2 separate regions of the Homo sapiens genome follow, and region 2 is linked to region 1. A link is a contact called in ENCODE Hi-C or POLR2A ChIA-PET data. All regions are on one chromosome and are shown on one strand. The core of a region is the stretch at or near the end of the contact, and the rest is flanking DNA. Distances in the headings are between cores, read along the strand shown.

Evidence for each region. Hi-C counts contacts between places; a loop is a spot of excess contacts on that map. ChIA-PET counts read pairs that join two places held with the same protein, here RNA polymerase II (POLR2A). Pooled maps may share reads with other maps.
Region 2: a pooled map shows a loop between it and region 1 (5-fold over the local background). The contact joins two enhancer-like sites. A Hi-C loop is called at or near these places in 2 of 37 single-sample maps with no recorded cell type and 5 of 50 pooled maps. POLR2A ChIA-PET finds 5 or more read pairs at or near these places in 2 of 52 experiments (SK-N-SH and common myeloid progenitor, CD34-positive).

Annotation. Positions count from the first base shown.
Region 1 is chr17:64,634,334-64,637,106 of GRCh38, reverse strand. The region is part of intron 1 of SMURF2 (SMAD specific E3 ubiquitin protein ligase 2); the gene reads left to right. Among named protein-coding and RNA genes, the nearest start is that of SMURF2, 27 kb to the left of the region's middle. Within about 2 kb of position 1,291, at least 3 of the 41 ENCODE cell types and tissues checked have a DNase peak (open chromatin) inside an H3K27ac peak, as active enhancers do.
Region 2 is chr17:65,021,765-65,024,464 of GRCh38, reverse strand. All of the region lies in intron 2 of GNA13 (G protein subunit alpha 13), which reads left to right. Among named protein-coding and RNA genes, the nearest start is that of GNA13, 34 kb to the left of the region's middle. Within about 2 kb of position 1,329, at least 8 of the 41 ENCODE cell types and tissues checked have a DNase peak (open chromatin) inside an H3K27ac peak, as active enhancers do.

The DNA.
Region 1 (2,773 bases), core at 42-2,541:
TTTGGATTGGATTCTGTCAATTTAAACAAAAATCTTATTTATTTATTTTTGTAAAGATGAGGTCTCACTCTGTTGCCCAGACTGGTCTCGAACTCCTGGGCTCAAGAGATCCTCTTGTCTCGGCCTGCCAAAGTGACAGGATTACAGGTATTAGCCACTGCACCCAGCCTAGACTCTATCAAAATTAAAAACGTTTGTGTCCAAAAGGACACTAATAAGAAAGCTAAAAGATAACTCATAGAATGAGAGAAAATATTTATAAATTATACCTGATAAGGGTCTAGTATACAGAATATATAAAGAACTCTTTTTTTTTTTTTCTTTTTTTGAGGCGGAGTCTTGCTCTGTCGCCTAGGCAGGAGTGCAGCAGCATGATCTTAGCTCACTGCAACCTCCACCTCCTGGGTTCAAGTGATTCTTCTGCCTCAGCCTCCTGAGTAGCTGGGACTACAGGTGCACACCACCATGCCCAGCTAATTTTTTTTTTTTTTTTTTTTTTTTTTTGAGGCAGAGTCTGGCCCTGATGTCCAGGCTGAGTGCAGTGGCATGCAATCTCGTCTCACTCAACCTCCACCTCCTGGGTTCAAGCGATTCTCCTGCCTCAGCCTCCCGCGTAGCCGGGATTACAGGTGTGTGCCACCACGTCCAGCTAATGTTTATATTTTTAGTAGAGATGGAGTTTTGCCATGTTGGCCAGGCTGGTCTTGAACTCCTGATCTCAGGTGATCCACCAACCTCAGCCTCCCAAAGTGCTGGGATTACAGGTGTGAGCCACCGCACCCGGCCTTAAGGAACTCTTAAAACTCAACAATAAAAGGACAAACAATCCAGTTAAAAAATGGGCAGCTAGCCAGATGTGTTGGCACATGCCTATAGTCTCAGCTACTTGAGAGGCTGAGGTGGGAGGATCCCCTGAGAACAGCCTGGGCAGCATAGTGAGACCACATTTCAAAAAAAAGGGCAAAGGGTTTGAATAGACAGTTCTCCAGAGAAGATATATCAGTGGCCAAAAAGCACATGAAAAGATGCCCAATATCATGAATCATTAGGGAAATGAAAATGAAAACCACAATGGGATACTACTTCACGACCACTAGAAGGGCTATAATAATGGGAAAATAACAAATGTTAGCAAAGATGTGGAGAAATTGGAACCCTCATACATTGTTGGTGGGAATGTAAAGTAGTTCAACCACTCTGCTAAACAGTTTGTGGCAGTTTTTCAGAAAAATTAAACATAGTTACTACATGACTCAGCAATTCCATTCCTAGGTACATACATAAGAGAACTGAAAACATATGTTCACACAAAATCTTGTGCATAGTAGCATTATTCATAACAGCCAAAATAGTTGGGTGGAAACAACTCAGATGTCTGTCAACTGAATGGATAAACAAAATATGGCATATCTATACAATGGAATATTATTCAGCCATAAAAGGGAATAAAGTGCTGATGATGTATGCTATAGTATGGATGAGCTCAAAAAATTAGGTTGATTGAAAGAAGCCAGACACAAAAAGCCATATTGTTTAATTCCACTTGGCAAATCCATAGACAGAAGGTAGATTTTCAGGTTGCTAGGGGATGGGGGAGGGAAGATGGGGAGTGACTGCTAACAGGTAGTATGGGGGTTGTTTTGGGGTGATGGAAATGTTCTGGAATTAGATATTGGTGATGGTTGTACAGCACTGTGACTATGCTAAAAATTATTGAATTATACAGTTTAACTTGGTGATTTTCATGTTATGTGACTTTTATTATTTATTTATTTATTTTGAGACCTAGTCTCGCTCTGTCGCCCAGGCCAGAGTGCAGTGGTGTGATCTCGGCTCACCGCAACCTCCACCTCCCTGGTTCAAGCAATTCTCGTGCCTCAGCCTCCCAAGTACCTGGGATTACAGCTGTGCACCACCACGCCCAGCTAATTTTTGTATTTTTAATAGAGATGGAATTTCACCATGTTGGCCAGGCTGGTCATGAACTTCTGGCCTCAAGCGATCCACTCACCCTGGCCTCCCAAAGTGCTGAGATTACAGGTGTGAGCCACCATGCCTGGCCTTATGTGACTTTTATCTGGAAACAAATGGGAAAAAAACTTGTCATAACAAATATTATTATTATTATTATTAGGTTATGATGTTTGTGGCTTTTGCCAGTTTGTTAAAATTTATGATTTATTTTCTCATTCTAAATTGAATATTGGCTGTCAATACCCAATTCTGTGCTCTTAAAATGGAGCCTCCAAACTCTGTAAACTCCAGGCTTCATGAAATCTGAATGCACCCAGGATATGTATTAGCATCAGATAAAAATCATTCAAGGACTGTGTCTTCTTTTTAAGCTTGAATTGAACAAATATGTTTATTTCTGCTCTGTCCCCAAGCCCCATTCACAGTGAGTAAGAGAATGAAAACAGCATAAATCTGCAAGAGCAGAAAGAACAGGAGACAGTAAATAAGTGGTATAAAAAAACTTCAGGGAAATGGAAGGTGGTTGGAGTAGATTAATTAGCTGAGAAAGTGGAATATAAAATATCTACAGAGGCGGATACCAATTCCTTGCATGATTCTAGCCAGTTCATATCACCTATCTCTAGGAAGACTCAGGAATTGAAGGTGCCAGGTATCTCTGAGGGTGCAAGCAAGATGTGAAGCTGAAAGCAGGAAATGGTTTAAAGTCAGTGGAAAGTTCTATACATGCCTCATCCTAGGCAAGCAGATGAGTGTTCTTACCCAACCTCACAAAAAAGTCAAAGATTTATCTTGTGGA
Region 2 (2,700 bases), core at 80-2,579, 390 kb before region 1:
GTGTGCAAGTTTTTGTGGCTACGAATGTGAAAAAAATTGGATTCTTTTGGAATAACATTTTGTTTATTGGGATTCAATGTTTTAGCATTTTTTTGTCAGAGTCAGTTGCAAATATTCCTCCATTCTGATCTGTAATGAGATTTTACACATTTCATCCTTGAAAATATATTTTCACACAGATACTACCAAATGAGCATATGATTTTTTATTTTTTGGAGAAGGTCTTGCTCTGTCGCCCAGGCTGGAGTGCAGTGCCATGATCACAGCTCATTGCAGCCTCAACCCCCGGGCTCAGGTGATGATCCTACCTCACCCTCCCTAGTAGTTGGGACTACAGGCACATGCCACCACACCCAGCTAATTTTTTAACTTTTTGTAGAGATGAGTCTCAGTATGTTGCCTAGGTGGGTTTTAAACTCCTGGGCTCAAGCAATCCTCCCGCTTTGGCGTCCTCCCAAAGTGCTGGGATTACAGTGTGAGCCACCGTGCCAGCCATAGCATATGATTTTTATTGAGCATAGTCAGTGCTTGAGAGATACTTACAGAATCCTGTTAGATTCTTCTCAGTGTTTGCCTCTTAGCATGTCATTACATTGCAGATTAACCACTTGAAGGTTAGGTAGAAGCTCTTCATTTGCGTAGTTAAATGGATTTTGAAATATGGAAATTTCCTTTGCACTTACATAGGGGTCTGAAAGATGCTGTTGGAACTGTAGTTAGAGTTTAGAAATATTATGTCCACTGGAAATTTGTATGGGAATGGAAGTCTCACTTTTTGTTTTAACTTTTGACAGCAAAGAAAGTATATAAAGCAGTTTGACATTGTTTTGATTAAAACTATGCTAGCTGTCGAAATGACTTTACCAGAGTGTAAGTTTCACCAACAGTGCCGTTTTGCCTTGTAATTTTAGGTTGAATTCATTCAGAAATCAAATCAAGTCTGCCCTAAGGCTAATTTCCGAAACCATTCAGCGTTCAACAATAGTGGTTAAGGGTAGTTCTTGTTCAGGAAAAGAAATCAGTTCCATCCCTGTGCTCAGAAAAAAGTCAGTAAAACTTTAGCGCTGCTAAGACATCGAACTGTGTCAGAATTTTCACTTTTTGTTTCTGACAGAAACTCATGACCTGCTGATGGTCAGGTTCACAGGAGCGTGTTAAATTCATCACTGACATTACTCGTTCATGAGCACAATAGATTCATGTGTTTCCCACAAGGTACATGCTCATGAGTAATGCAGTGAGTAACCCTTACACAGGTTTTGCATGTTTGACCCCCTTTCTGTTCCACGCATTTTTACCACCATCAGTTGTAACACAGCCTAGCATATTCCAGTTTAGGCTGTACTCATTTAGTGTTTTCTCAGCTTCTCTGAAAATACTCTCACACGTAGCTCTTCCACATGGACTGTTCATACAGGCTGGTTCTTCAGTCACTTCAAACTTGGCATTGATTCCCTAAGTAAACAACAACTGAGCATTGTGGTAATAAACTCAGCAAGAGCCAGGGAAAACCACTGAAATAATTTGCCATGTTTCTTAATTGACAGTTGATGGTTGTTCCGAGTGTCCTCAACTCTGAGCAGCTGCTCTCACTGAAAGGCTAATAGTCTTAAACAAGGTTACTTTCTCTGGCCATATTTCTTCAGCTGTTACAATCAAACATGAGTTACTCACTCACTTGGTAAATGGCATTCCTTGCTTGTCTAACAAAAACTTTGAAAACTTGAAAATACTTTGGTTGCAGTCTCATTTCATTTTTTGTTTTGGTGAAGAAATTCTGCAGTGATAAGCTATTCCATTTTAAAATTTTGCATGTGTTTTGTTTTTGTTTTATGACCGTTGCTTTTCTGTGGGTTGGGAGGATTGAAGAAAGCTTAGTCTGTAAATGTTGGCATACATTGTATTCTTCTAGCATAGCTATAGTGTCATTGCATAATAAATAATGCTTTACCATGGAATTTGATAGCAAAATTATTTACATCCTACTGTGCCTTAAAAGTGTGGTATTCAGGGCCTTCTTTTTATTTGGATGGATGTGTATTTACTCCCTTTTTTTTTTTTTTAATGTCATGGTGTGGCAATACTGGTGACACTTGGAATATTTTCAAGTTATAACTGTGTCACTGCAGTTTGTGGTGCACCAAGCAGTGGTGCAGAGTCATGAGAGTGCAACACACTGCCTCAGTCTCCACTCCTCACCTCTGCTGTTGTAGCCTGGAAGTTCCCATAGACGATACACCAACAGGTGAGCGTGGCTGTGTTCCAGTGCATTTTTATTTATGGATGTTGAAGTTCGAATTTCATATCATTTTTACATATCATGAAATAGTCTTTTAAGTTTTTTCCCCAACCATTTAAAAATGAGCCGTACAAAAACAGGCATTGGGTTGGATTTGGCCTTCAGGCTATATAGTTTGTGGACAGACCCCTGGTCCAGAATCTAGTTAAATATAAGGAGCAATCCATTTGCTCTCAACCAGCTCTTCCTTCTGCCATAATAGTAATTCACTAGCACTGTTGTAGTTGTATATACTTTTTCAGTGGTACTGTGTTGAGGATCATTTGAAAGATCTTAATACATATTGCCAAATTGCTTTCTAGAATATGTTTACCTTGCTTTTTATTAGAAAATCTATATTTGATACCCATCTCTATAAACCTTATGTTATATTCTTAAGGCATGAATCAGACTTTGAATTA